2 separate regions of the Homo sapiens genome follow, and region 2 is linked to region 1. A link is a loop called in an ENCODE intact Hi-C map of the cell type or tissue named here. Cell type or tissue: heart right ventricle. All regions are shown on one strand. Links, peaks and the distances in the headings refer to the core of each region. The heading gives the core; the rest is flanking DNA. Region 1 has its middle 150 kb from the start of SERPINI1. Region 2 overlaps PDCD10 (programmed cell death 10).

Region 1 (15,889 bases), core at 2,886-10,885:
TATTTTAAAATCCTACCCCACAGTTTTTCATATTTCTCTTTCTATGTAGGGTTAATCTCATCAGGAATTTCTCTTATCCATCCACAGTTTGTAGGACAATTCTTTGCACATAATGGGCACTCAAATGTACGCAGATCATATTAGTCCAAGAAAAAGCTGCTTGTTGGGGCTACCAAGCCAGCATGGTAACACCTTACAATCACCCTTTCTACCTGCAGTCACATTGTTCCCAGAGTGGGGTGGTGATACTTGCCAGCTAGCCCAAGTTTCTGGATATAGACCTTTAACAACTTCACAAGTACCCTTAGAAAATTCGGTTAAGACCGAACATGGACATGCTTGCTCCATTTTTTTCCACTCTCAAAATATCCTTGAGCAGTAACTCATTCATAGATAAGAAAAACTTTTTCTCTTCAGTTTTTTCTTTTCTTTTTGAATATTCTTTGATTTTAGCAGAAATAGGCACAGTAAAAGAATAAATATAAGAGACGAAGAATAAAATTTATGAAATTTAGAAAGCTCATGTTAGAGAATTGTACTCTTTAGGTAGATCCTTATTTAAAGAATAATTAGAGGAAAGAAAACAAAAGATGAAAGAGTACAAATGAGATTCCTGAGCAGTTTTTTATTTTGATTGATAAACTTTTAAAATGTGTTTGAATTACAATATTTATATATCAGGAATATGAAAGGTTTAATCATAAAAATTACATAATATTTCTTCCAACATTTTCATCTTGTCCATTTCTTCATATCTATAGTGGAGAATTATCCCTCTGTAGGCAAGAAGAAGTCTTTATTCTCTTCGGAAGCTGCTCCTCTTGCACTCCAAAATATAGTTCTGATGGAAGCTGCCAATCACTTTATCCCATTCCCAGAACAGGCATGGTACCAGACTGAGGTCAATCCTATACTCCACCTTATTTGCCATGGAAAATAGCCTAGCGATACTTGCATGACTCAGGGCAGTTGGAGTAGTTTGATGGAATTTTTTAAACCACAGCTGACAGGAAGTAGCTCTGTTCCTTATTAGTTGCAAATGCTGCAAGCATATGACCCTAGAGTTATCTGTTGCCAGTTGTTGCCTTGTGGAGATCATAGGCTTAAGATGATGAAGGCAGCAATCAGCAATAAGCAGAGGTGTGCTTGTGTGTGTGTGTGTGTGTGTGTGTGTGTGTGTGTCAGAATGAGAGAGAGAGAAAAATTACTGCTTCTGAAACCAAATCCATTTCCAAGGTGTGGTTTTAGAAGCAAATAAATTGCCAATTTCAGAGCTGATTCAAGTTGAATTTTTGTCCTGTAACCAAAAGAGTCCTGACTAACAGCCAAAACTCAGGCTGTCAAGTAAACATAATCTGTAAGAATCCGCTTTCCAGCCTCCATTCCCCTTGACATCTTCCTGAAAGAAGATTTGTATAGGAAATGCTGACGTCTCTTTGGCAACTGCATAAAAATTATTGTATTCAACAAATTTATTATATGTCTCTTTGTGGCCAGGCAGCTTGCTTGGCACTGGAAATTGGCTAGGGAGATTGGGGCAAGAAAAATACCTCTCTCCATGGTGGAGGCATACATAAAAGCCGATTGCTACACAACTGCGTAAGAAGTGCTTTAATCAAAGCCTGAATAAAGTGTTGTGGAAACTCAAAGGAGCAAGCAAAATGCTTCACATGAAAGTTGGACATTCGAGTCAAAGACTCACAGGATTTTCCCAAGCAGAAAAGAAAGGAGAGGACATCATGGACAGAGGAAATAGCATGGTGCAAAGGCATGGTATGAAAAAAATACACGACAAATTTGTGGAATAACAGAACTTTTGATGTGATCACAGCATAATGTGGAGTTGGGTAACAGTGAGGGATTAGGCTAACCAGCTTGGCAGAATACTGACTAAAAATTCTTAAATGCTGTGCTAAGTTGTTAGAATTTTATCTTACAGGTTTTGAGAAGCCATCTGCAGCTCACAACTAGATGAGTGACACAATCAGATGTGCGTATGCAAGTAGGTAATGAACATCCATGTAACCATCACCCTGAGTCAATAACTATCCCTTCATGGGTGAAGTTGGGCAACTTTTCATATGGTTAACAACAATTGGCCAGGCACGGTGGCTCACACCTGTAATCCTAACACTTTGGGAGGCCGAGGTCGGTGGATCATTTGAGGTCAGGAGTTCGAAACCAGCCTGGCCAACATGGGGAAACCCTGTCTCTACTAAAACTACAAAAAAAAAAAAAATTAGCTGGGCATAGTAGCAAATGCCTGTAATCCCAGCTACTCAGGAGGCTGAGGCAGGAGAATTGCTTGAACCCAGGAGGAGGCAGAGGTTGCAGTGAGCCGAGACTGCACCACTGCCCTCCAGCTTGGGTGACAGAGCAAGACTCCATCTCAAAAAAAAAAAAATCCTTTTTTTTATTATCATCAATTTTCTGCAGACCAGTCCATTCTACTATAGAATTCCTGGCATTTTTCTTCTCAATCTTTAAAACTTTTTATGTTTTATGAATATCTTTGTATTGGGTATTAGTATTACTAACTTTTCTGGTATAGTTTGCAAGATATTTGTTCCCATGCTATGATTTGTATTTATTTCTTTGCTTATGTTATATTTTTACAGTGAAAAATTTTAAAAATTATATAACAAAATATATGTTATTTCTCTTGTGTCTTCTAGATTTTGAGTCATATTAAGCAATGTTTCCCCATTTTCAGAATATAGAAGAATTCATAACTGCTTTTTAAAAATACATGTACAGTTCCTTTTTAAAGCCTTGATTTAAATATCTGATCCATTGGGAATTTATCCTGGATTATGGTGTAAGAAATGGATCCAATTTTATCTTTCTCCATATGGCTATCCAGTTATCTCAGCAATGTTTATTTAACTGTCCATCTTCTACCCAGCAATTTGAGATGCTACCTATAAAGCATACTAAATGGTCACATGTGATTGTATCTTGTTTCTGAACTTTCTACCTTTTCATTAGTTTGTCTGCCTATTCATGTGCTAATATCAAACTGTTTAAATAATAAAGTTTTTAATAGTACTTTCTAAAGAAATCTGATATAGTTTTTCCTTCCAGCTGTTGTCCTGAACATTGCTTTTCTTTTTTAGAGTTTATCTGGTTATTCTTACTTGTTTTTAAATTCCTAATGAACTTTATAATCAATTTGTTTAACTCTAGAAAAAAGCCTGGAGACATTGAACTAAGATCAAATTTAATGTATTAAGTAAGTAAGAGGAACTAACGTCTTTATGATATTTCCTTCTCTCTCTCCCAGATGATGGTATTTCTTTTCATTTATTTGTGACTAGTTCTTTCAAAAGCACATTATAGTTTTGCTCTTATAAATATTAGACACTTCTGATTAAGTTGATGCCAAGGTGCTTTCTTCTTTTTTCTCTATTTTCTATCACAAATGAGATCTATTATTCATTTATATATTCTCACTGTTTTTGTTTATATATATGTATACATATATACTTATATATGCTATTGATTTTTACGTGCCATTTTATAACATTATTTTATCGAATTCTCTTATTGTTTGTTATATTTCCCCATGGATTCTTTTGAGCTTTCCAGATATATAATCACATGTCCTCTAAATAAATAGTTTTACCTCTGTTTCCCAAACTGATGCCCATTAGTTGCTTTTTCATGCTTGATGATTACATTGGTTAATGTATCAACGTACAAAAACACTGAATGTTTGTTTCCTTCCAAAATTTATATATTAAAGCCCTAACCCTCAGTGTTGCTCTATTTGGAGTAAGGAAGCAATTAAGATTAAATGAAGCCACAAGAGTTGAGCCCAAATCCAATAAAATTAGTGTCTTTATGAGAGGAGACACCAGAGAAATATACTATCTAGCATCCCCCTTCACTCCCCCAACAAACACACACACAACACACACACACACACACACACACACACACACCCCTCTCTCCCCTCATGCACACAAAGATGAGGTCATGGGAACACACAGTGAGATGATAGCCACCTGCAACCCAAGGGGAGAGCCTTTGCCAGGCACCCACCCTGCTGGCACCTTGATCTTCCAGTATCCTGAAATGTGAGAAAATAAATTCGATTGTTTAAGCACCCAGTTTAAGGTATTTTGTTATGGCAGCCCTTGTATACTAATACAGTTAGTGTCTGCAATATGCTAAATGTTGTGGATATAGTAGGTATCTTTGCTTTGTTCCTGCCTTTCAAGAATAAATATTATAATGTTAAATATTAAACATTAAAGTTTCCAAAGCTTTTGGGATGATGTAAATATATTTTAATATGCTAAGAAAATTTACTGATTATTTTTAACATGAATGGGTGTTACATTTTGTCTAATGCATCCACTGCATTAATGAAGATAATCAAATAATTTTTCTCTTTAGCTTGGTAATTTAATGACTTATAATAATGGATTTCCTAATACTAGGCTATCTTTGAATAACTTAATAACTTAAATGGATATGATTTGATCATGTCTATAATTTTAAAACTGGGCTGTTGAGTATTTTGGATAGTATTTTAAGATTTAGATTTGGTTTTAAGGAGAAAATTCTGGCAATTTTTGACAGATATGGTAGAAAGAAGAGAGAATGAAAAATAATGTTAACAATCTAGGTGAGGAATTGCTGAGGAGACAAATTAAGGTAAGAGTTATTTGTAATTTCTCTGTTTTATGTCAGCCTTCTTTTCAGTAGTCTATAAATCCAGGGAGAACAGGGCCTCACTGCCTTTTTCACTAGCATGTCTACAGATCCCATTACAGTTGACAATACATTCACTCATTTAATGAATGGATTTAAACAATCTTAAGGAATAGGAATTAACTGAAGAAGATAAGCCTAGGTGATACTTACCAGGTAGAGTCAACAGGATGTAGGGACTAAATAAATATGAGAGATTAGAGAGACAAAATTACCTACTATTGTTGCCACTAACTTGAACAGGGAATTTAGGAAAGAGAACTGATTTGGGGATAGGTAAGTAAGGTATTGATTCAAAAGATTTGGATATATCATCTTCAGGTTTTTATAAGACATCTGAGTGGAGACATCCAGTAGGCCTGGCTCTATTTTCTAAGAAAGAGCCCTACATGGAATCATGTATTAGGTTTTCACTTTTTGCCAGATACTGTGGTAAATGCATTATGAAAATTGCTTTAGTCTAACCTAACAAGATAGCAGGACTATTAACATTCTCAAATTACAGGACAGTAAACTAAGACAATGAAGTTAAGTAATTTATCAAGATCACCTATGATTAAATGGTGGAACTAGCATTCAAACCCAGGCAGTCTAATGCCAGAGCCCAGCTATAGCCATATGAACTCCTAGGATTTGAAGAGAGACCAGTGTATTCACTGTAGATGAAAGAATTAAATTATCCTTCAAGAGTGCATACAGCAATAGTAAAGTGTGAGAAGCAAAAGAGCTGAGAGCAAAAGAATTTAAGAAACAGGCAGAAGAGGACCTCAAGGAACAGACTGAGAAGGAGCAGGTAGAGAGATGAAAGGAAAACCAAGGAGAGAGCCTGTCGTGGCATGTGTCTCAGGAGTGATGGAGAGTTCGGGGAGGAAATTTGGTTTATTTTCTGACCCTGATTCTTTAAGTTCCAAAATTTCTTCATGCTAATCAATTCCCATTCTTTTAATTTTTACCCATCTTCCCCCACAAAAAGTTATCGGGTATGAAATATTGCAAGATATCAACAGCTACTTTAATAAAAAAATTCACAAAATTATCAAACAGCAAGAATGCCCTTAATTATTATTAGGAAAGATCAGCATGTTTGTAATCCCAGATAGTTGGTAGGCTGAGGAGGGAAGATTGCTTGAACTCAAGAGTTGGAGCCTGCAGTGAGTTGTGCTTTTGCCACTGCATTGCAGCCTGGGTGACAGAGTGAGACCCTGTCTCTAAAAAAAAGGAGAAAGATCAATGTTTTTTATGCTTTAGGGTATTTATAAGCTTAAAAAGATTCCCATTTTACAAGCTGATGTTGCTTACATATTGCCATATAAGGAAGGAATAAGTAACCAACATTGTGATCAAATGAACAAACAATATGTCAACATTTTTAAAATGTAATGTAACTAGTACAACACAGAAGTAAATACCTAGTTTTGCTTTTTGATCTGTATGTCATTTCCTTCCTTGTAAGATATAAGAAGCATCAGTGGGGTTATCCATTTGGTCTTGGTTGAAAACGTTCCAGTGCAACATTGCCATTCATCTTCATAGTCATTTAAATGCAATTTATTATCCAGTTTTGTGATTCTACTTTATATTTTATGGAGTTGGTAAGACTCCAGAATTACTTTCAGAATCATCCATCTTATATATAGGGGAAAGGTTTAATCCTTCCATCTCTAAGCAAGGAAAACTGTCATAGAAATCAGGCCCCAAAATGAATTCTTCAAGAGCAGGAAGGATGGAGAGGATGAATCAATCAAATTTTTTTTTCTCCTCAACTTGTTATTCTAAACGAGCTTATAAACAGTTTTCTGTAAGGAAAGGGTTTCTTGAATATGGTAACATCTGCCATCTAGTGGCTGACTTGAGCTACTATATGATTAAACTAGAAATTTTTATTTTTATGTAAATAATAACATGGAGGTGGGCAAATCATTGTACTTCATCTCTCTCTCTTCATGTTGCAAACAAAGTAGGAAAATATAGATTTTCTTTGATGAACTATTATTTTTAGTGCCAGATTTGATCTAATAATTCAATCCTTTTAGTGTAGGCATCTTCAAAGTAAAGGAGAAAAATAAAAACAGAAAGAAAAGAAGAAAAAGAGAAAGAAAAATAAAATAGTATGTTTACCTGCCACAACAGAATACATAAACAAAGTATAATTATAGTTATTAAATTATTTCAGTTCTAGGGTGATTCTATTTTGTCATTAAACAAAAGTTAATTTATTTGTACATCAGATATAGTTAGAATAAATAAAACCGGTATCTTTAAATGAAAATGTCACAGGTAAAAGTGAATGTATAATACCTCCTCCCTTATTTTTATGAGAGTTAAACTATTATGCACATATACTTTACCATCTAAGCTGATAGAATTAGCTTAATTAGATAGTCTCCATGCCAAAAACAATGATAAATTTTGAGTCTTCATCTCTCTCAAGTCTCACCAGCATTTGACACAGTTGACAGACCTTTTCCCCCATCTGGAAAGCACTTTCTTCACTTTCAGGACACCATACTCTTCCTGTAGGTCATAGTTTGTGGGGCCGGGCACAGGATGAGAATGTGGGGCTCCCTCGTGCAAAAAATCAGCAAAAAAAACTGTCCTTAAGGTACATATAACTTATGTGAATTACACAATAAATATTTTGTAGTTCATACTTGCATATGTACTTCATTCTTCCCGGAAGAGTGGAAACATTGCCCAAAACTAACTCAGCTATTTTATTTCACTTCTTCATACAGTAAATCCTGTGGAAGGAAAGAAGAAAGGAGGAAAGAGGATTGGATGGAAGAATCTCCACTTCTCAGTAATTTGTTTATTTACTTTATTAGTTTACATCCATGTGATTGGCATCTAAATTATTATTTTAAAGTTAGATGACTTTTGCTAATATCCTTGTATTTAAATTTTTAAAAATACATCTTTTTATTCTTCTAATGTGGTTGAAAAATTACTTTTATTGGAGGTGAATAGGATTCGGACTTAAATTGTAAGACTTTTTTCTTCTTGCTCTTTTCCTTCTACCTTTGATTTAACTTACAAAAAAGCACATAGACAAAATATATTTAATTCTCTATTTAGTCATAATAGTTTCACAGACAAAAGTCAAAATGAGATTTGAATTATACTTTGTTGACAGGTAACTGATTGCCCTATAAATATCTCAATGACATTTCATTGCCTTTTTTGATAAATATGACATCATACTTTTGTCTATGATGCATGAAAATTGAAAAAATCTAATTATTACAACTTTTGAAAGATAAGCATTTAGTAGATCTCTTTAAGTGCAATAAAACAATATTACATCTCAACAAAACTTACCCTGTACTAACAGATACCCAGGAAATAAATAGTGAGTAAATTTGAAATTGCGAGCCTTTTTCACTTATAATTCTGAATATACAGATTTAATGAAATAGCTCTCTTATTACAAATAAACTCAAAGAGCTGGAAAGCAAATACAAGAACTAAATGTAGAAGAGTTAGTTGGTAGATATAGTTAAATGGGTGTAGTTATAATAAAATTTGTTTTTACTTGTTTTTTTATGTTAGAGCGATTTCTTTCTGAACTACCACTTCACATTGAATTATAGACCTTCAGGAATAGTTGCCTCCTTTTGGATTAATTCAATAAACATTTACTAAATAGCTCACATCTATGGCAAGTCCTATGCTAAGACTTGGGGATATAATCATGAATATTTTTTGTCTTCTGAGGCCCACTGCCTATTGGGAAAACTAACAAATTATTATTTCAACAAACCTACAATACGGGGATACAATGAAGATAAGCACAAAACAATAAGGGAGCAATGTGGTCTAATTACCTTGAAGGACCAAAAGGACTGAGTGAAGTAAAATGTTAAAGTGTCAAAAGAGTTACAGAAAGGGGAAACAGAATGAGACAAGACACACATGTTTTGGAAATTGCATTCTGGCTTCTGCATTAATGTCATTACATTTGCTCTTACAAGATCACTAGAGGCAGTCACCTCATATTAATGCCTCCTGCAGCTTTTGATGCTTTCCTGTAACACCCTTCCTCTGGTATCTGAGGCATCCTACTTGGTTTGTTTCTATCTCTCAAGTCATTCACAGTCTTGTTTATGGCTCTCTTTTTAGTCTCCTCTTTATCCGTTAAAGGTTAGTATTCCTCACAATTTGGTCCTGACCTCTCTTCTTTCCTTACTCTTCACATTTTCTGCAAGCAATCTGATCCAGTCCCATGGTTTCAATTTTCAAAAATCTTTTGAAACCGCTAAAACATCTGTCCCTAATTTCTCTCTCTCTCTCTTCTGGGTTCCAAACACATAATACAGCACTTTTGCCTGATAGTTCTATCTGGCTGTTCTTGAGGGTCCTCAAGCCCAACATGTTCTAAAGCAAATGTTTTCCTGCCCCATCGCAGTGCATGGTACTACCATTTTCCTGGTTGTCAATGTCAGAAATCTGAAATGACATCTTTGATTTTTCCTCCCCCTTAGTTCTCCATGTCCAATTAGTTATGCCAGTAATAACTTCTAAAGAGTCTCTCAAATTCCCCTGTGCTGTATCCTCTTGGTATAATTATCAGACTTTTGCAAGACTCTCCTAAGTTGCCTCCAGCCTCAAGTTCTCCTCCCTTCAATCCATTTTCTGCAATGCAGTCAGGTGATCTTGGTAAAGCACAACTTTGATCACATCATTCATTCTCATTATTAAAACCCCCTAATAGTTCTCATTTATATAAAAATCAAGTTAAACTTATTCATAAAGTGGCATGTATCTCGATTTGCCTGAGACAATTAAGTTTACGATTTTAGCTCCAGGATCTTCTGCTAGCACCCCCTTAACTCTCAAAAGGGTCTTGGTTCAGATGATAACTTATATTGTCACCCTACATATAAAATCTTCAAAGATTTCTGCTTGTGTCTTCAGCCTCATCTCTGTTACTCTCTTTTTCATTCTAAGCCCTAGCCACCCTAAACTACCAAAGGTACTCAAACTGCAATGCTCTCTCTCACCTCCAGCCTTTGCCTTTTGCCTGTATCGTCCTTTCTCCTGTTTCCCTTTCTTTGCCTCTCTCACTCCTACTTAACCTCCAGGTGTCAGACTGGATAACAGTTCTTCTTGAAAGCCTTCTCTGATTCTCTTCTACCTCAGCTGATCAAGTGTGCCTTCTAAGGGATTCCATACCATTCTAGTTACTTTTATTGTAACACTTTTCATGCTAATTAATAATTTCCTACTCTTTCTTTCACCTTCACCATATTTCTTCCTTGAATAAATCTGACCTGTTCACTATTGTATTTCTACCACTTAGCACAGTGCCTAGCACACACAGTAGAAGCTAAAATGCTAAAAGGCCTGTGAATGGTGATGGAATTTTTAATCAACCTGAACATAGTTTTATTTAGACTGAGATGAAAACTCTTTATAAAAATTGATTTATCTTGTAATTTAATGAGCAATGACCGTTCGGTATTTTGGCCTCCTTTATCTTATTTATGTTATCAAATTTTGCCAATGGAAATAGAGTGAACAGCGAACCTTGTAATTCGCTGAAGAAAATAATAAAAAATTATTTAAAATACAATTTTGGGGTTTTGTTTAGTATTTATCATAATAATCTTTTTTATTCATTTCTCTCAGAGCTGCCAGTTAGTTTCAGGTAATTAAAATGATTTCAGATTCAGTGAAATTACTTGTTCGCCTTTAGATTGGTTTCTATCAGCCCAGATAGCTCACATTAAAATATAAAGCAGGTGGGTAATCTGAAGAACATCCAACACAATAAAGTCACAAATGGAGTCTCATTGTTAGGGATTATCAATAAGCACTTAGCAGTGATTTTTCTGGTAATGACAGGTTAACTGACTTCAAAAAGGAAAGTAACAAAAACGTGATGAGTTTCTAGGAATAAATGTTTTTTGAAGGTTGATATGATATAGGCGAACATCAGTATTATTGACTAGAATTTGGAGATTCAAACTAGAGTGCAATAAAAGAAGTCTAAAGTAGGCCGGGTGTGGTGGCTCACGTCTGTAATCCCAGCACTTTGGGAGGCTGAGGCAGGCAGATCACAAGGTCAACAGATTGAGACCAGCCTGGCCAACATGGTGAAACCTTGTCTCTACTAAAAATACAAAAAAAATTAGCTGGGCATGGTGGCACGTGCCTGTAGTACCAGCTACTCAGGAGACTGAGGCAGGAGAATCGCTTGAACCCAAGAGGTGGAGGTTGCAGTGAGCCAAGATCGTGCCACTGCACTCCAGCCTGGCGACAGAGAGAGAGTCTGTCTCAAAAAACAAAAGAAAAAACAAAACAAAACAAAACAACAGAGAAGTATAGAATAGAGAGCAGCTTCACTACATGTTGAACATTTATTAAGCTCCCTTCCTGTAAAGAAGGCTGGGAAGCATCAGAGATTTAAACAGCCTTTGGCAAAACAAAATGAAACCCTTAGCAAATATTGCATCATATTTTTTGCAAATAAAAAATTTAAAAAGTGAGTTTTGTTGGCATTTGGCTAGTTGCCATTTCCGCTGTAGATAGCAAAATCTTTAGAAAGTATCAATTAGCTTGTGTTAAGCTCAACAAGATTATATCTGTATAAGAAAAATTTTAAGATTCCAAGAATCAGCAGTGCTGTAACATCAGATTTGGGCAACCCTAAAAATCCTTTAGTTTATTCTCCAGCACCTTTTAACAAAACCATTCTGTATTCACATTTTAAGTCTTCACAGTAGACCTGTTGTTAATTTATGCCATTACTTATCTGAAAGCAAGAAAACTGTTTTTCCTATCTCACATAAATCCTTTGTGTACACATGATGTTGTCATACCACAACACATGAGTTACATTAGTATGATGTGCCTTTTTGCCCTCTGTGGGTTTCAAGGATGATAAATCTGCTAAATAAATAGAATGTTGCTACTTCAGCAGCCTGTTTCTTTTCTAGAATGGACTCCAGAGCTGTGACTCCCAAAGCCCCAAAGGCTGGTCCACAAGTTAGCATTGGCAAAACCAAGGGAAAACAAGGAACACAAAGAAAACATAGTCGAGTTTCATGATGAGACATTGTGCTACTTTAAACGATTAGCCTTTATTTTAACAGTGGGTTTTTTTGTATTTGGATTAACTAATATATCTTTTCATTTTAGAAGTGGATGATGAAATATATAATATTTCTATTGTTTTAGTGACCTTATTTGGAAAATAAGAAACTGTAAATTTGATGTCAATTGATTTTCTAAAATTTTGCATAGTTATAAAATACTCAAATTGGAAACTACTGCTTTTCTACAGTGAATTTGTAATAAGTTAATTGAGTTAAATCTTGAAAAATCTGTGACTATATTTTATACATACATATATAAACATGCACATGCAAATATATGTATATATAATTATTTATGTTAGAAAATTTCATATAAAGAAAGGATATTTTAAAAATGTAAAATGATAAGCACTTGGTCCACCTCATACTTTCCATCAGTTGTTATAACCTGGTATCAATTACCTAGTAACAATATTTACTTAATAACAATTTATGATTACCTAACAATTTCTTCCAGTTTAAGTTTTAATTTCTCTTAGCCTGCTTTTTTTTTTCTGAGTTGTGTAGCCCTTTATTAGCAACTAAAATAGAAGGCATCTGTTGTACAACACGGGTAGTAATTGACTATAACTGGAAATCTATTATATTCTAATACAGATCATCTATAAATGCAATTTCTTTATTAAAAATCTTCCACCTTTTTTGTTTGTTTGTGTACAATTTGCAAAACTATTCTGAAAGTGGAATATATGTGCACAAGTTTGCAGAGTGCAAATTCAGGATATGGTAAATGCTTTACCAGTTACTTTCCAAAAACTGTCTGCTGCAACTGAACCTTTACATTGTCATCTTTTTTGATCAAAATATTTTGATGCCAGCCTTCCTTCTACTGCCTAAACTATAAGGCATTTTTTAATGACCTGAAGGTTTTGCTATAGTTACTATGATGAATACCAGGGGGAGATTTATAGATCCACTGAACATCTAGATAAAATGGGTATGAGTGTTACAGAACAATTAGACCCTGTATCTTTTACCAATTACATGAAGAAATATCGTAACTATATGTGGAAGACTTCCCATTCGGGTGTTATTAAATGCTATCACAGAGCTCCAGAAGAATGGAATGAATATGAGCTTTTCCTTTTTGAATTATGCCCAGTCAAGCCAGTGTAGAAACTGGCAAGACAATTCAGTGAGTTATGCAGCTGGAACACTCATGGTCCACTGAAGCTCTGAATCCTCAGGGATGCCACCTGCACATTCTCATACTCTGTCCAGGGCCCCAACCTAGCCTTTACCATGATACTGGTCTTGGTTTGGGGGGATTTGAAACCTCAAACTAATAGAAATTTCTTTTTTTTTTCTAGTAGGTGTAGTCCTTCCTTAGCCTGCTTTTTAATGAGTGCTGCTAAAGCCCTTAGCCTGCCTGTTTACCCTTGGAGGTAAGATCTTCTTCTCCTCTGATTAGAAAAGTCAATCTCCCCAAGCATTTCTGCTTCATTGGTTTCACTCTACCACTGAATGGCTATTATGTGCCAGGCCTTGGGCCAGGTACTCAAAACTCTGTTAGACCAAGAACATAACTATTCATACCCTGGGGGAAAAAAGGGAAAAACTTTATCTCCAATTTAATCTTCCAAGAAGAAAATAAAAGCTTTTTCCTTGATTATTTTCTCCCCGAAGATTGGAATATAAGGCAGGATCCATACATCTATGTTACGAACATACCATGGAATTTTTCTCAGTTTGTGTCTTGTTTCCCAACCAGTTATTCTTCATACTGTTACAGGAAAATCTCACTTCTTCTTCTGAAGCTGCCAGGTCAAGAGGGAACTGAAATAAATTTCCACTGAAAGAAACCTCTTGAAATGTTTTCCATAAACAATTCATACATAAACACACAAACATTTCCCAATAGTTAACTCTGTGAAGTGTTCTCCAGCTTAAGAATCATTTCTCCTGCCAGGTGCAGTGGCTCATGCCTGTAATCCCAGCACTTTGGGAGGCCAAGGCGGGCAGATCACCTGAGGTTGGGAGACCGAGACCAGCCTAACCAACATGGAGAAACCCCGTCTCTATTAAAAAATACAAAATTAGCCAGGCGTGGTGACACATGCCTGTAATCCCAGCTACTCGGGAGGCTGAGGCAGGAGAATCGCTTGAACTTGGGAGGCAGAGGTTGCCGTGAGCCGAGATCGTGCCATTGCACTCCAGCCTGGGCAACAAGAGTGAAACTCCATCTCAAAAAAAGAAAAAAAAAGAATCATTTCTCAGCTGTGAACTGTTTCCATCTTCCATGTCAGCAGGATGACTTTAGATAGTTGTACTTTTACGCACTTATTTAACTAATACTTCATTCATTCTTATGATATACCAGACTCTGTGTTTGACACGAGAGATACCAAGTGGTGAACAATATAGACAGGGAATCTACTATGGCTGTCAGTTACTTGGTAGTAGGTAATGACCAATGTGAAGAAAGAGTAGAAGAAAATGAATTAACTAGTCATTTGTTTGGAGAAGTCATTTCTTAAACATCTAAATTAGATTAGGCCCTTTTCCTACAATAAGCTCTTAAATAAACACCCGGTATACCTACATCATAATAGACATAACAGCTTTAATCAATTAGTTGTGAATTTGATGTAAGTTAGCATTAGATGCCTGATCTGTACATAGTGCCAGGAAGATAGAGGTTGCTTCTGTGTGTTCTCCACTCTGTTCTCAAGACCCAATACGATGTCTGGTACCTTGTAGTTACTCAGAAAATGCATATTAAGTTGATGGTAAAATCTTAGTCCCAGGAACAATAATATTTGGTTTCTTACATAGCACCTTCACTACCATCTGTCCAGTCAGGATAAGTAAGAATCATTTTACTGCTATCAGGATCTCAAAACAGACTGAGACTTGGAATTGGGAGAAACATGAAGTTGAACATTTCAGAGCACCTGGCACCTGCCCCCCAAACCAAAGCTGTTGTCTAATTAGTCTGCTTGGCATAAAACTAGATTTGCCACTGCTCTGTAAAACTACTTTATTTCAAACAGACTACAAAAGCAGCACGTAGTGATCACAGAAAAATTGGAAAGTTTAGAAAATTATATATTATATGTGTTTAAGATTTTGCTAGAGGTATTTAAGGCCACCCCTGTAACCTTGCTTTGTAGGTACTCATTATTGAGCACCATCTCATAGCCTCTTCATGTGCGCTTCACTTTCCCAGTGCCCCGTGCTTCTCACCACCCTATTCTGCAAACCAATCTGCCCTTTTTTGATGCCATGTTCTGAATCTTCCCTTCCCCGACCCTCAACCGTTGGTTTCCATTTCCATGGGAATTGCTGATGACTAACAGGCTATTGTCAATCTAACCCTTATGCAGAAGCCCATTTACAAAGCTCATAAAAGCATAACTCTGAAGTGTTGAGAGGGTCCGGGGGCTCAGAAGAAAGGCATTTTCTTGCCTTTTCCAGTTTCTAGAGGTTTCCTGCATTCCTTGGCTCATGGCATCCTTCCCTCTTAAAGTTAGCAATGACCAATTGAGTTTTCCTCCATTACATCACTCTGACACTGACTCTTCTTTCTCCCTTTTACACATTTAAGGACACTTGTGATTACACTGGGCCCACCTGGAAAATTCAGGAAAATCTTCGTATTTTAAAGTCAGCTGGCTAGCAACTCTAATTCCGTTGGCTACCTTACTTCTCATTTGCTGTGCAGGGTAACACAGTCACAGTTTCCAGGTATTAAGATGTGGACATCTTTGGGGAGCCATTATCCTGCCTAACACAGGAGGGTTTGTGAGTCCTCTAACATAGTTTTTTCTACTTTGCCTTATAAGACCTCAAGATTTTCCTTTCTCTTCTTTTCCTCTTCACCTCTGCATTAGGCAGGGTTCTCCAGAGACAGAATCAGTAGGATATGTACATATACATAAGCAGATATAGATACCTAAGAGGTGATGTGTTAGGGGAATTGGCTTAAGAAAGTATGGAAGCTAAGAAGTCCCACAACTAGCCACCAGCAAACTGGAGACATGGGGACGGAGGTAGCCTGGCTCAGTTCAAGTCTAAAAGCCTCAGAATCAGGGAGGCCAATAGTGTAACTGTCCAGGCCCAAGACCTGAAAA
Region 2 (15,889 bases), core at 2,550-10,549, 200 kb before region 1:
GATCGCAGTGCAATAAAAATAGAAATTAAAAATGAAACCAAAAAGGCCCTTCTACTTGTAAATTAAAGATATTCTGTTAAACTTAGCTCTTGGACAAAACAGGAAATACAAACAAAAATTACATAATTTCTGAAAAATAATGGTAATAAATATATCTACGAGATACATTCTAAGCAGTAATCAGAAAAAAATCATAGCCTAAATACCTGTATAAATAAGAACTAAATTCTTAACTTGAAAGAACCAGAACAACAAAGTAAAATACAAAAAAGTCCAAAGAAGAAAATATTAGAACAGAAATTGAGATAGAAAATAGAAAAACAGTACATCAAATTAATGAGAAAAGTCCTGAAAAAAACCAAAACAATAAAACAAATGACTTGCTAGTTTAATTTTTTGAAAAAAGGGAGAAAGTGCAGATAGAATAAAAAATAACAAGGGAGAAATAACTATTGATATAGGGAATTTTTTTAAAAGATTACTTCAGTGGAAATACATTTGAAAACTAAAAGGAAATGGATAATTTCTTAAAAATATACAGTTTAGCAAACTGACCCCTTTAAGCCAAAAAACTTAAAAGAAATCAATTTAAATATAAGAAATAATGTTATCAAGAAATTAATTCCCAAAAACCACCAAACTCAGATGGTTTCACAGGAGAGTTAATCAATTTGACTACCAAAAAATAAATAAAAACTTTGCATGGCAAAGTAACACCATAAACAAAGGCACAATCACAAAAAATAGAAAAATAGTCCTTGAAGATGTTTAACTTCATTCATAATATGCAAATTAAAGCAATAATGAGATATTACTTCCCACCTATCAGATTGGCAGAACTTCAAAAGCTTTACAGTATGTCACTGTTAGTGAAGTTGTGGGAAAACAGTCTCACGCATTGCTGGTAGAATCTGAAATGCCACAACCTTTATGGAAAGGCAATATCCAACAAACTACACATGCATATATACTTTGACTTAGTATTCAAGGACTGTAGTCTGAAGAAATACCTTAAACATAAATACATATGTAAGACGATTCATTGTAGCATTTTGTATTTTGGTAAAATATTAAAAACTACTTAAATGCCCATAGATAGCAGATTGATCAGAAAAAACTATGGCACCTACATGCCATGGAATACAACAAAAGAGAAAGTGAGACAGAGAGAGAGCTCTGAATTTACATGCAGTGATTTATGGAAACAGTAAGTAAAAAATGGAATATGTATAAGGGCATGTGAAACAGCTAATAAGCACACACAAAAAAGTTAAACATCATTGTTATTAGGAAAATGCAAACTAAAACTACAATGAGACACTACTTCACATTTACAAGAATGTCTATAATTTTTAAAAGCCATTAACAAATAGGATGTGGAGAAACAGGAAACCCTAATATATTGTTGATGGGGATGTAAAATGATACAGCCATTTAGAAAACAGTTTGGCCATTTCTTAAATAAATATAAATTTACCACACAACCCAGCAACTCCACTCCTAGGTATCTACCCCAAAATGAAAAGCCACTTTCAGAGACTTGCACGTTTATGTTCATAGCAGCATTATGCATCACTGCAAAAAAGAAAAAGGAAGTAGTCCAAAGGTCCATCAACACGTAAATGGATAAAATATGGTATATAATAAAATACTATTCAGCAATAATAATAATGACGGAAATGCCTATATATGCTATGACACGGATGAACCTCAAAAACAACATGTTATGCAAAACAAGCCAGATTCAAAAGATATTAGATGCTTCTGTTTATATGAAATGTCCAGATAAGAAAAATCTATAGGGACTGAAAGTAGATAGTGGTTCCCTGGAGCTGGAAGAGGAAACAAGGATTAACTGTAACTGAGTATATTTTATGGTAATGATGCAAATATTTAGTAAGACCGTGGTCAAGTTATACAACTCTGTAAATTTATCAAATGTCACTGAATAGCACAGACTTAAAATGAGTAAATTTTATGGCATTAAATTATACCTCAATAATGTTTAAAGGAACATATATGTGAATTTCATGGTATGCAAATTATGCATCAACAAAACTGTTTTAACAAAGAATGTGTATGTAAGGTGACCTGCCATCTCAGTTTGCCTGATTGTCCCAGTTTTAGCACTAAAAATTCTGTGTCCCAAGAAACCTCTCAGTACCAGGCAAACTAAGATGGCTGGTCTCCCTTCAGGTAGGCTACCTTTTGTATAAGAAAGAATGGAAAGAAAACATACATTTACTGTTTTCCTCCATAAAGAAGAAGCCTCAAAAACCAAAACCAGTGAAGTTGGATACCTACAACAGATGGGAATGGGGCAGAACAGATATGAGAGATATGAGAGAAAGTTATATGTTTTGGTAAGGTTCTAACTTCCAGAAGCGTGTTATAGCTCCATAAATTTTTAAAATAAAATTAGATCAACAAGAATGGGAGGAGTTTGGGAGAAAGAGTTTAAACCTGAAGGCAAATTGAGAAAATGAACTCAATTGTCTTTCAAATAACATAATCACAGTGAAGGAGAAAAAAATAATACAAATAATTTATAAATGCACAATGTAGCCATTATCCTTAATCTTGAGCAAGATATAGGTAGATAACTGCAAATAAATCTTGTTTTTACAGTGATATAGGCAAAAGCAATTCTAAAATTATTTCAGATACATTATAGAATAGAGTGAACAAATTGATTGATTTTTGGGGGAATCCAGGACTTTTGAGGAAGGAGTGACATAGAAATATGGAATAGCGAAGGTAAGAAAGAATCCTGTGATAATAGACTGAAATTGGAGGCACTGGTATAAACTCATTTCTGAAATCAAACATAACATGTATATAAACACATCTAAATGCTACCTGACATGCATATCTTGAGTGTTAATGTAGAGTCATGCCTTGATATCTATGGGGGATTGGTTCTAGGACCCCGGAGGATACCAAAACCTGAGGATGCTCAAATCTGAGGATGCTCATGGCCCTTAAACAAAATGGCACAGTATGTGAATATAACCTATACACATTCTCCCATATACTTTAAATCACCTCTAGATTACTTATACCTGATACAATGTAAATGATATGTAACAGCTGTTATACCATATTTTTAAAATTATCATTGTATTATCTTTTATTGTGTTGAATATTTTCGATCCCCAGTTGGTTGAATCCAGGGATGTGGAATCCACATATGCACAACCCATGGATACAGAGGGCCAACTGTACATACTTGACTTTTCTAGTTCTGTCTGCTGAATAGCCTAGAAACAGACATCCAGTAGCAATGAGTATACCCAGCATCCAGATCTAGGTATCTAATATTCCCTAGGGTTCTATGGAGAAATTGCTGACTCTAAATCCTGGAATATCTTTTATATAACCTATGAAGTGCTTCAAACAAACGACAGAGGATATCACAAGGACATGGGAGCCAGCTCAATAGTTTCTACTGACCAAATCTAAGGCAACTTGAGCATCAAAGTAAGTATGGTAAAATTAATTTTAAAAAAAACATTAAAAAGCATGAGTTTATAACAATAACAGATGTAAAAATGAGATGGATATAGATGGATGAATGAATGGATGGATCAGGGGAGAAAGGAGGGCTCCTGCTTACAATAAAATATTAATTGCCAACTGGTACATGTGGAAAGAATGCTGAAGTTGAAGACTGAATAATCAAGAATCATCAATGCATGCTAAATCCTGGATGAAAATGTTGTTAGCATGGACTTAAGAGAGTCTCCCACAGGTTGCTTATTAATCGCAATGTAAAACACAGTAACTATACATTGGAGAAACTGAACACTACCTTGATCAGGTGATCAAAATTAGCATCACCAATAAGACAGACATTGTGTGCCCCCAATATCATACCATGATGACATAGTACCATCAACAGAGTGTTCTCGCCAAGAATGCATACCTTAAATCCGATTCAATGCTATAAACGACCAAGGTGGCCATGGAAATGATCCACAGTAAAGGAGACTTAAGGAAGGACAAATGAAAAAGCAAACAATAAAATGAAGAGGGTAAAATCTGAATAATAGTTGAATTTTAAAGGACATACAGATGTTCTTTGCACTATTCTTATGCTTGCAAATTTTCTGTAAATTTGAAATTATTTCCATATAAAACGTTTAAATCAATTAAGACAGCTCAATAACAAGTTCTCAACCTGTTTTGCCTGATTAGGCTTTTAAAAGTCATTTTAAAAAAACTGACTCTACATTTTTTACAAGTGTGGAAAGACAGTATTTTAAACATCTAAAACAGCAATAATCTCCATGATCCTTTAAAATGAGTACAGTTAGATTTATGAAAAAACAATCACATTGCTCTAATTTCTCTCATTTTCCTGTGGACCAGGGAGAGGTTTCTCAAATTGGTGTTTGGGAACTAATATCCCAAACAAGACGTATTTTCAGTAATAGAGGGAGTACAGTTCAGTGGAAAGAACATGGAATCTGGACACAAATTTAAACTGAGGCCCTAGCAGTTACCAGCTGTGTACCCTAAGCTCTGTCAGTTTCCTCAATTGTAAGATAGCTAAATCATAGGACTGTTAAGAGAATTATGTAAACGTAACTAGTGCTTGACACAGAGAAGGTGCTCAACAAATTTGTTTTCCTCCTCTTCCTTTCCTCTGAAGCCACTTTTCTGTTCTCTGGAAATGAATCTAACTGGGGCCACTCTGGCCTTCTTTTAACACAAACTCAGCCCTGTTGGAAGGATCACATAAGAAACTAAAGTACTCTAAGAATAAGCCTCCTTTGTGGAGGAATATTTCATGAAAACAGAAGCCAGAGATAATGGATAGTAGAATAATATGGAAGGCTTATAAAAACAGGTGATTTGAGGCATGTCTGGTAACTTGAGTTCTTTTAAAGGAGGGTAAAGACAGCAGAAGGAGTGATGATGTTAGATAATGTTAGAAATGATGTTTAAAAAGTCTGCTGCAAATAAAACAGTGTCTTTTTTCTTCATATATCCACAAGTCTATTCGGCAAATGATCACCCATCTACCTCCAAGAGTGAATGATAGTTTATGCCAAAAATAAATAAAGATCAGCATTCTATTTGTCTTACTGGCTACATATCTTTGAAGAAAAAAAAAAATCAGGTCAGTAAAATGTTCATTAATTAAGAGATTTCATCCAATTTTCATCTAATTGCCTATTTTTTTTTGCTCCTTTCAACATATTTTCATTTACATTTAACAGGATGTTCTACTTTTATGGTGCCAATGATAATTCTTTAAAAATCTGTTTTTTAAAATGGAGAAAAAATAAAATAACTTGAGTTGCATAACAGCAAAAAAATATACTGTCAACAGAAACTTAGTTTAACGTCTAAAATCTTTATAAAAGATAAGCAAATTCTGATTTTTTCCCTTTATTTTATAATTGAAAAATGAAACCACTTAACATGAACACTTGATACATAATTTCCTTAAAACTTCTCTATGGTGAAATAAAACTGTACCTAGTTGAAGAGTGTATATAATATTAACACTCATGACAATTTCAATCCAACCGTTGATATAGCTTCAAATTACTATTAATTGTGGCTATTTTTTGGGAAAAAATTGTGCAAAGCTTATGAGGGCCCAGTATACGAAAGGCTTAATTTTTAAGAGTCAAATCTACATTTGTCACAAGAGTTCAAAAAGTGGCATTATAGTGCAAAAACACTAGAAAATGCTATCTCTTACTCATAAGTCGTTTAAAACAGGTTGGAAATCATATAAAAATACTCAGTACCTTATAAGTAATTAACAAAAATATTTCCATTGACTACTCTGTGTCCAAAGTGATTAAGGACAAAAATAGAAATTCTTGCTTTATTATTTGATAAACTGCTGATAAGCTCCCATTAGAAGTTTTTTAGACATTACACCAAGTTGTCTTGGTCTTCTGTTCATATATATATATATATATATATATATACACACATATATATATGCATTTTTTCAAGTAAAGAAATGTTTAACAGATGTAAACTATTTATTGAATATTTGCCACCAAATATTGTTAAATACATTATCTTGCAGCATATCGCTTTCAAGTTAAAATGTCAGAAACAAACACCAATATTTACAATTCTTTTAAGGAATGTTATATAATGACACATTAAGGCGTAAATTCTTTTGGCTTATAATTCTTAAAAGAATGATAATAGCAAAAGTGATGCAAAATCTTCAGTGTGAGATTATGATTAAGCTACATTTTACAAAAATATGGTGTAAGATGGCAATAATCCCATTCAACATCCTGGATTAGATCCCTTCAGGAGGGACTGATAATTTATACAGTCAAACTTTAAAATTTACAGATAAAGGCAGTTCAATACTGCCACTGAGAAGTACATCTCTTAACATATACAACTTTCAGGCCACAGTTTTGAAGGTCTGAAGTATTAAGTTGGTTTGATGAATTAGTCGGTTGGCACTTACGAACACATTTATTGCCCTGTTTAAAAAGAAAAGAATAAGCATTAATTTCATCCAAAAAATTCACCCTTTTAAGATTTATACTATTAACAGTAGCAATGGAATCAATTTTAGAAAAAAAAAAAAGACAAGTTAGTATTATTAAAACTTTTATTCCAATTTAGGATATAATAGTCTTGCATCATTTTAAACTATCTAGTAATTACTGCCCCCTGGTGGTTCTGACTGGTAATAAAATGTTGGAGGACTGCTAATGATAGTGCCTCAACAACCCAGTTCATTTATAGGTGGAACAAGTTAACTGGCCAAAAGGAGGATTCAGATGTGGTCTCCAGCTGTGGTTTCATAGAAGTTAACAAGTAAAATCCAGCAAAGTATCATAATCTCAAAATTTGTAATTAATGGGCATAATACTCAAGAAAAATCTAATTACTTCCAATCTGATTCATCCCAATCTCTTTATCTCCTTAAAAAAAGGTAGAAATTCTAAGCTACAAACTACTACAAACTACTTTTACTATAAACATACTTTTAAAACAAAATAATCATGCAGTTTCAAAATCTGGGAGCTGACAACATATAAAAATATATTCTTTAAAACTGGCTTTGAGCCCCACCACATTCTCCTAATGGCTCATCTTCATGCAGCTGGGATTCAGAGATGATGCCCTAGTCCCACTGTGTGGCCTCAACAGTTTCCTAGTATCATATCTAGCATGCACCCGCATCCTAGACATTTCTCAAAAGAGAAGGCCCAGGGACTGGACCTGGTGGCTCGCACCTGTAATCCCAGCACTTTGGGAGGCCAAGGTGGGCGGATCATGAGGTCTCTTGGAGTGTGAGACCAGCCTGGCCAACATGGTGAAACCTTGTCTCTACTAAAAATACAAAAATTAGCCGGGCATGGTGGCATGTGTCTATAATCCCAGCTCGGGAGGCTGAGGCAGGAGAATTGCTTGAACCCAGGAGCTGGAGGTCGCAGTGAGCCCAGATCCAGCCTGGGCAACATAGCAAGACTCTGTCTCCAAAAAAAAAAAAAAAAAAAAAAAAGAGAAGGGCCAGGAAGAAATAGCTGAATCAATGCAAATCCATCCCCCTACTGAAAGATGGCCTAAAGATCAGGTTCTATCAATAATTTTCTGTTTTGAGGAAACAGGTATAAAACTCAAGCACATTATTGATACACAAAGAACTGGAATTTTAAAAAGCTGCTGAATGGAGAGAAAGTAGTAGCAACGACACTGAATCCATATGCAGAGTAAATAATTTCAATTAATTAATGAAAATTAGTCTCTAAATTAATGTCTACCTTTCATTGTGCTTATTCCATAATAGTAATTTAAAATCAGAAATAATAATCCCATCATGTAAATTATTATTTTAATGTGTTTTTGGTTATTTGAGCTTAGCATAAATCAAATAAAAGTTTATTTTCAAAACACAAATGCCAGCTTATTAAACTAAGTCATCAAGGAGCATTTCCCTTAGACAAACCTGTGTATGGAACACCACCACAAAACAAGTAATAAAATTTAGCTCGATATCTCTAATTCATAATATAAATGTAAATACTTCAACCTGTTTGAACTGTTAAAAATGACTCTGAAAATTAACATAATTCTATCTAATGTATTTTTATCATTTTTAAATATTACTACAATAATACTGTAATGATGTGACATGAATATAGAGATCTTAAAACCTGAATAGCAGGATGGAATGATTGAGGTCTCTATTTACTTTTCTGACTTTAAGCACTGTTAAAAAATAATCTTGTTCAAAAAATTCTCACATTTGACTTGAAGTGCAAATAACTACCTATACGGCCAGACTTTCCATCAGTTTATACATTATACGTATGCATGTATGTATGTTAAAATATATAAAATCTCTTGGTTTTCTATAGTGCATCACAACCAATTATATATAAATTAAAAAATAATGTCCAATTTACATTTTAGTATATTTCCTATTTTATAGAATGATGCTGTGAAAGCCTCTTTCCAGGAGAGTGGGTCAAAACCCTTACAGCACTTTAAAAACATCTGGGGCACTTTTACAAAATATCTAAACCCTGACTCCACTCCCAGCCAACTGAATCAGAATCTCTGCAGGTGGGGCCTAGGCAGTGGGAATTTTTTAAAAACTGTCCTCAAGTGACTCTAATGCACAGAAAGGATTGACAACTATTGCTTTAACTTTAGTGCAGTAGTTCTCAATAGACCTGTAATGTATCACCTGAAAATTTCTAAGAAATGCAAATTCTTAGGCTCCATCCTAGACCTACGAAATCAGAAATTCTAGAAGTGGGACCCTCGAGCAATTTGCAATTTGACTGTAACAAGTCCTCCAGATGACTCTGATGCCACTAAAGTTTGAGAACCACTGTTTCAGGAGTGTATAAAGTAGGCCAATGAACTAAAATTGCTTTTACATTTTTAAATGGTTAAAAAACAAAAGAAGAATATTATATGACAGGTAAAAATTATTTCAAGATACTGAAATTTGAATTTTGTATAAAGTTTTATTAAAACACAGTCACACCCCCTTGTTTGTACATTGTCTATGGCTTGTTTCTGTACTACAACAGCAGAGATGGGTGGATAACGGCAACAGGCCCACCAAATCTAACATATTTACTACCTGGCTCTTTTCAGAAAGCGTCTGATAACTCCTGTTCTAGAAAGGAGTTATGGCTAGATTAGCAACCATTCATTTTCTATTGTTAATGGTCTGCCTTCATTATCAGTTGCCTGGAGTACTAATAATAAAATAAAAGGGCTTAATTTATGTGGTTTTCATATCATATAAAACCACATAATCTATTTAATTTTAAAAGTAAAGGATAAATTACAGTACTTACTTGCCATCTTTAAAATACGTTTTCAGAGTATCACTGAAACTTTTGGAGTACTTTACAAATTCTTTCTTTTGGTGTTCAAGTGCCTACAGTCACAAAATATAATAAGAAATAAAGTACTAAATAAGAGAAATAATCACAAAAGCCAAAGGCAAGGACAAGAGATTACACAGGATATGGGATGCACTTTATATGAATATTACTAATAAGCAATTGTGGAGTACTCACTTTTAAATAAAAAGGCATATTTAAATTCAAGAATAAACTCAATGGTTAATGACACAAAACTATTTCCAACAATCAATCTTATTTTTAAGTCAATAAAACAACTAGGCATAAACCAACATCTAGGGTGTCAACTAGCAAGGCTTCTACTAAACGTACCCTGCGGTTCTGGTATTGATATTTCTTGAAGACATTATTCACTGTATCAAGAAGTTCTTTTATTGCACTAGCTATATCCCTGTTGGGAAAAGAATAAAGAATATCAGCTACATTTGAAAGAAATTTGTGAGAGAAAAGAACATCAGCTACATTTGAAAGAAATTAAGTACACTCTTAATCTAATCACAGTACACTCTTAATTATGTTAAGCGCAATCACTTCAAGAACAGCCAGCCTTTTCGGCTAGCTGGTTGGAGTGGGGATTTTAGCCTATACCCCTCTGTAATCCTGATTCTCTTGCACTGCTGACCAAAGGTTGCCAACCAAGACCAACTTTCTCAAATCAATCACATTTCATTAAGCGTTCCTTACTCAAATTTATAAAAAGATAAACATTACCTATGCCTGTCTTTTCCCATTTTAAAATTTTTCTTTGCTCTGGCTAATGTAGCTAAATTCAAGCTACCATGTTCTCTACTTTTGTTATTTGAACAAGGAACAATTTTATAATATTCTGCATTACATATAACTCAATTCTGTATTTAACAATGCTGTATGCTAGATACCTATTAGTTTTGATGTTTAACATAAAATATTTCCTCCTCAGAAAATATTCCTCTCCCCTGAGGAAATATTCTTCCTCCCTTACTCTTTTACAGACACTTTTAGCTTCTATCTAGCAGCCAAATATCCTCCTCTTTCAAACACTTACTATCAGTCACTATTCCCTTTGGAAAATATTTAAATTACTAGAGGAGACAACATCACAATATTCTTGCACTTTAACCTTCCCAGCAATCATCCTTTGACTATATATGCATCATCACCTCCCTCCCCTTTCTAAAGAAAAAAAAGAAGAAATGAATAATTCTCATTTGAGTTGACTGTTCTTCCTATCCATGCACCATTTTTTCTGAACTTTTTTTTGCCTTTCTAACTAGCCCCTTTTGATTTCCACATTTTAACCTCATAGCAATTTTTTTCCGCCAAATTGAACTTGATGTAATTCTGCATTCTCAAATAGTCTCACATTCTCTGCGACAAACCTTCTTTTTCACAGTCATTCTCTTAGCTGTTAGTCACAACAAAAACTTCAAATGCAATGCAACTGTGAAGAAATGAATAAGATGGAAATCTGCACCATCCTAAACATAACATTTTATTACTAATACTAATTACAAATGCCAGATTTCAGTTATTTCCTATCTAAAACATTTCAACATTCCTATTTCAAGGGGAAAAAAACCTCAGTGTCCAGGTTTCTGTGTGCATGTGGGTGTTTCCCAGCATATTTTTCAGTAAATAAGCTTGTAGAAATTTTAAGAATTAAAAGCATACAGAATTTTGATATTTTTTAAAAAAGTATTTTAGAGTACTCTGAAGTAGTAATTCCATTTTCATTGATTATTTCAATAATATTTTACTTATTACCTCTCTCAGGTCAAACACTGGTATTGGGCTGAAACATTGAAACATTACATATTCAAGTAGGACAGTAAGTCTTACATAAATGTTATCTAATTTTTTTTTGCCTCTGGTTTAGTAACAGCAGTTTTTAATTAGATAACTATTCCTTTCATTTATGGCTTAAGTTGAATCTTTGTATATTGGTGTGATGGACATAAACCCACTATTGTTTAATAAAATGCTGTCATAGGACTATTCTGTGAGAAAAATTACAATTTCAACAAATAAAACATGTCAAATCTCTAAATATGCAAGCTTCTCCAAATCCACAATGGAGTTATTTAAAATGGAATATAATGGAGCAAATTACATAGTGATCAGACAGAAGTTTATATAGTCTTACTTTGTAGTGTATTTCAATATTCTGCTAAAGAGGAATAAAATGTGTTTCCGGGGCTAGTCATCAAAATGAGCGTATGTTTCATATACAATAACAGTGGCTAGATTCTACAAGTCAAAAGAGTGGGTCTGAAACATGTTGCCTCATGCACCTAGGGAGACAAAAACACAGGGGAGAAGAAGGGAGGGTTTTGCTGGACAAAAAAAGAAAGACCTGCTGATAAATACTGGAAATCTCTATTTTAAAAGGGGGTGGGGGGAGGCGCAACTCCTCAGGTGACTGCTGATGAGTCAGGTTTGAAAACTTGGAGCTAAGGTTTAATGCCTTATTGGAACAGAGCTCTCTGTCAACCAAGGCCATTTATTCCTAAGCCTCTGTTTGGACACGAGGCAAAAGACTGTTAAATGCCTACCAAATTGTAGAAAAAATGTTCTCTAGAAACAATCTGCAGCAATGTATGTCAAATATTATGTTATCCATATGTACACAGAAAAGTATTTTCATTTATGGCACCAAGGTGTGCACATAGAGAAGCTAAATTATATTAGTAACTACCAGAGAGTTTGTTTCCTACGAGAGAAAATACCAGGACAAAAAAACCACTATAGACAATTAACCAGATAAAGAACTGAGAAAAAACTTGAGGGTAAAATAAATATCGCATAACTAATGAATGCGGCTTGGTGCAGATGAATTCTGTGATAAGAGGCAGATAGTATGAGTAGAAGGAGAAGGAACTTAGCAATTTGCACCAACCTAATAGCGCAGCTTTGCGAAACATTACACTGAAAGGCAAAGGCTTCAGATGAAACGTAAACATACATCTTATCAAAAAACTGCAATAGAAAAGTAGAGTTTCTAATCATGCCACCCAAATTTGCATGATACGCATTTATGCAAATGCACTAATGAAAGGGAATCCCTGTGCTTTATGTTGAGTTTGGTTTAGACTGGAAAACTCTGAAAAAATCTATTCTGAACCCTTCATGAAAACTCCTAACTTAAAACAAATAAACCTTGCTGAATTTTAGCCTAAGAATATGCAAATGCAGATTACAAACAGTAAATAAATGCCTGGCTTTTTTATTTTGGTCTGTTAAATCACGAGTCTCCACTAGTTTTCCATTAGTTGAGATGTATTGGACTTCAAAAAAAATACAAATTAATTTTATAACATATTTGCATAGCTCAAATGTACTCAGGCACACACATTCATTGATCAAAAGGCCTTTTGAAATATTTGCTGGATCATTTTTCCTTATCAACTCCATTGAGAAAAGGGAGGAAAATCCTCATTTCACAATGTTATTATAGCATGTACTGTTGAATGTATGCTAGGTTCTGTGCTAGGCACTTCATGTACATCATTTCTTTCAATTCTCACAAGTCATTACCCTCATTTTCAGAGGCACAAACTAAAATGACAGAAGTTAAGCAACTTATATCCAAGGTTACATAGCTAAATGTTGGAACACAGATTCAAATCTAGGTCTGCTAATATATTCAAAATTGCCTGAATATTTATTAGCTGTCAGGATTCTTTTTTACTTGTACTTTGATACAATCTATAGCATCACCTATAGTACTTGGTGTAATATGTATATGACATATGCTTATTGAAAAATGTTGCTAAAATGAATAAAGGGGATAACTACCTTAGATATAAGAAAGTAAAATATTGGAGAAACGCCTGAAGAAGAAATCATTTTCTATTTTAGTGCAATTTTATCCACTAATTTGTCAATTAATAATGGTAAGAACATACATGAAAATGTACCAATATATGACAGTGATACAAATAATTATACTTTAGCCTATCTATGCTATTCATATGTGGTTGAATTTTAGTCTCAGAAATAACATACATATCAACAAACTTGCCAGGGCAAATTATCCCTCCTCAAATGGTTAGGAAGTAAATTTTCATTGCCACCATTACTCTTAATTCAATTGTGCTAAATTAGTACACTCTAGAAAACAGAACTGAAGTATTATTACTCCCTCATAAAGAAAACAACACCCTAAAGAAAGCCTCTGTCAATGACTATAGACAAGACTCTTAAGCTCAATTTCCTTATGACTAAAATGTGCTGCTAATAATGTGGTTTTCAAACCGCAGCTCCCTAGAGTCACAGACGGTTTAGCAGAGATGTCTCAGGGACTCTGTAGGGGGAAAGAGGATGTCAAAGTGACAGGATGAGAGCTCTGGGCCTACATTTCTATGCCAGTTTCAACCACAATACTGTTATCTCTCTCACGTACTGGCATTCTATGTTAAAATATCCTTTTTCACATTTCTTTCAAATGGCAGAAACTCTATTTTTCAATCTCCAGATTACATCAACATTGGAAGTCTGTGATTGGGAAACAGCAGTGAACACCTGGCATTAGATTGCCTGGGTTCAAATCCAGCTCTACCACTTAATAGGTAAGTTCTGTGGCCTTACCTAATTTTCTGTGCCTGCTTCAATTTCCTCACTTGTTACTGGGTTGTTGTGATAAGTAAATAAATGTAAAGTGATTAAAATAGTGCTTAGCATATAATAAGTCCTATATAAATGATTGTTATTAAGATGACATTGATTATATAAACCTACTTCGATGATCTGAAGCAAAATCTGCTGCAAATATTATTTTAAATGTCAAATCTTCATAGAAATGTGTCATGGCTCATCAACAAGTACACGATTATCAAAGCAAATGAAAACTTACCAAATTATTTCAAAACTTTAGAAATAAATAGTCTAAACAACTAAGTTTGGGATCACTGACAATTTATCCTTTTACAGGCCAAACATGTTTACTTTAACTATACAGGGCGAGTATCCCTTAAACAAAATGCTTGAGACCAGAAGTCTTTAGACCTGGGGATGAGGCCCAAGTATAAACATGAAATTCATTTATGTTTCATAAAGTGCATCCATATATGCATACATTTTGTGCATACAACAAAGTTTTGATTGTGTTTTGACTACAACCCATCCATCACATGAGGTCAGACGTGGAATTTTCCACTTATGGTGTCATGTCACGGTGCTCAAAAAGTTTTGGATTTTGGAGCATTTAGAATTTGATATTCAAATTAGGGATGCTCAACTTGTACCAGATTAAAAATAAAACTCCATGAACAGTTGATTATCTTCCTCCTTCACATATTAAAAGTAGAAAAGGAAGCTGGGGCTTTCCCATAGGAAAGGTAAAATACAAAACCCTTAGGCCAGGCGTGTTGGCTCACACCTGTAATCCCAGCACTTTGGGAGGCCAAGGCAGGCGGATCACAAGGTCAAGAGATCGAGACCATCCTGGCTAACACAGTGAAACCCCATCTCTACTAAAAATACAAAAAATTAGCCAGGCATGGTGGCGGGCGCCTGTAGTCCCAGCTACGCTGGAGGCTGAGGAAGGAGAGTGGCATGAACCCGGGAGGCAGAGTTTGCAGTGAGCCGAGATGGCGCCACTGCACTCCAGCCTGGGCGACAGAGCAAGACTCCGTCTCAAAAACAAAACAAACAAACAAAACAAACAAAAAAACCCTTAGTGTTTGTCCCTTGTGACACAGATTTTGGCTATTCAATTAAAAGCCTTTTTTATATTCCTGGCCCTTAATTATTGTCAAAGAGTAGGGTCATTCCTTGATAGCTGGGTTGCATACCTATCACGAACCATTATTTTCTATGGGACATATTCCTCTCTTTATGTGACTCAAAAGAGAGTATCCAAACTAGCTAGGTATCCAAACAAGCTAAAATAGCATTTCTCAATGTGAATGACAAAGAATACTATTTTCAAAAGATGAATGTTTTCTTTTTCTTTCATAATTGAGATTTCATCAGTTGTGTTGAGGATCAGTACACAGACATTTCAACTTGTACATAATTCTGAACATATGTACTGCAAAATCTAAAAAGCCACGTATCATTATTATTCTCTAAAGTTATTCCAGTGACTTTCCAGCTTACAACTGAGGCAAAATTACCTTAAAAGGCTATCAAGTACCAGTACCTTCAAATGTTGATAAGCTGTCACATACGTCCCACCAATTCACAATTTAATAGCATATACACTATATACTTTAATCTTTCACAGCACATTAACAAAGTTATTAGAAAAACAGGACTACCATGACCAAAGATGTTACAGAGTGCACACAATTCTGATAGGTAGAGCCAGGCTCAAGGAGTGGTTTGCCCAAGGAAACAATTCCACTAAAAAACAACATGAAGAGTAGAAGTAATTTAAGGCCAGGTGTGGTGGCTCACTCCTGTAATCCCAACACTTTGGGAGGCCAAGGCAGGAGGATCACTTGAGCTCAGAGGTTAGAGACCAGCTTGGGCAATGTAGGGAGATGTGGTTATCTACTAAAAATTAAAAAAAAAAAAAAGAA

The links. Hi-C counts contacts between places; a loop is a spot of excess contacts. Peaks named below come from ENCODE experiments on the same cell type or tissue, not always from the same donor. Only the 100,000 strongest peaks of a DNase experiment are listed, where the experiment ranks them.
Region 2: it touches region 1 in a loop (2.5-fold over the local background); 19 of 110 quality-filtered maps call a loop at or near these places.

Annotation. Positions count from the first base shown.
Region 1 is chr3:167,875,734-167,891,622 of GRCh38, forward strand. It overlaps the pseudogene MEMO1P3. Among named protein-coding and RNA genes, the nearest start is that of SERPINI1, 150 kb to the left of the region's middle. In heart right ventricle, for the core only: CTCF peaks have their summits at 6,561 (motif pointing left) and 6,767; no DNase peak of the experiment used is centred there; H3K27ac peaks cover 2,203 bases.
Region 2 is chr3:167,677,917-167,693,805 of GRCh38, forward strand. PDCD10 (programmed cell death 10) reads right to left here. Exons shown (of 9, transcript NM_007217.4): 7 at 9,699-9,777; 8 at 9,318-9,400; 9 at 5,382-6,473. The coding sequence ends at 6,392. Among named protein-coding and RNA genes, the nearest start is that of WDR49, 32 kb to the left of the region's middle. RefSeq lists a silencer at 13,621-13,760. In heart right ventricle, for the core only: a CTCF peak has its summit at 6,655 (motif pointing left); no DNase peak of the experiment used is centred there.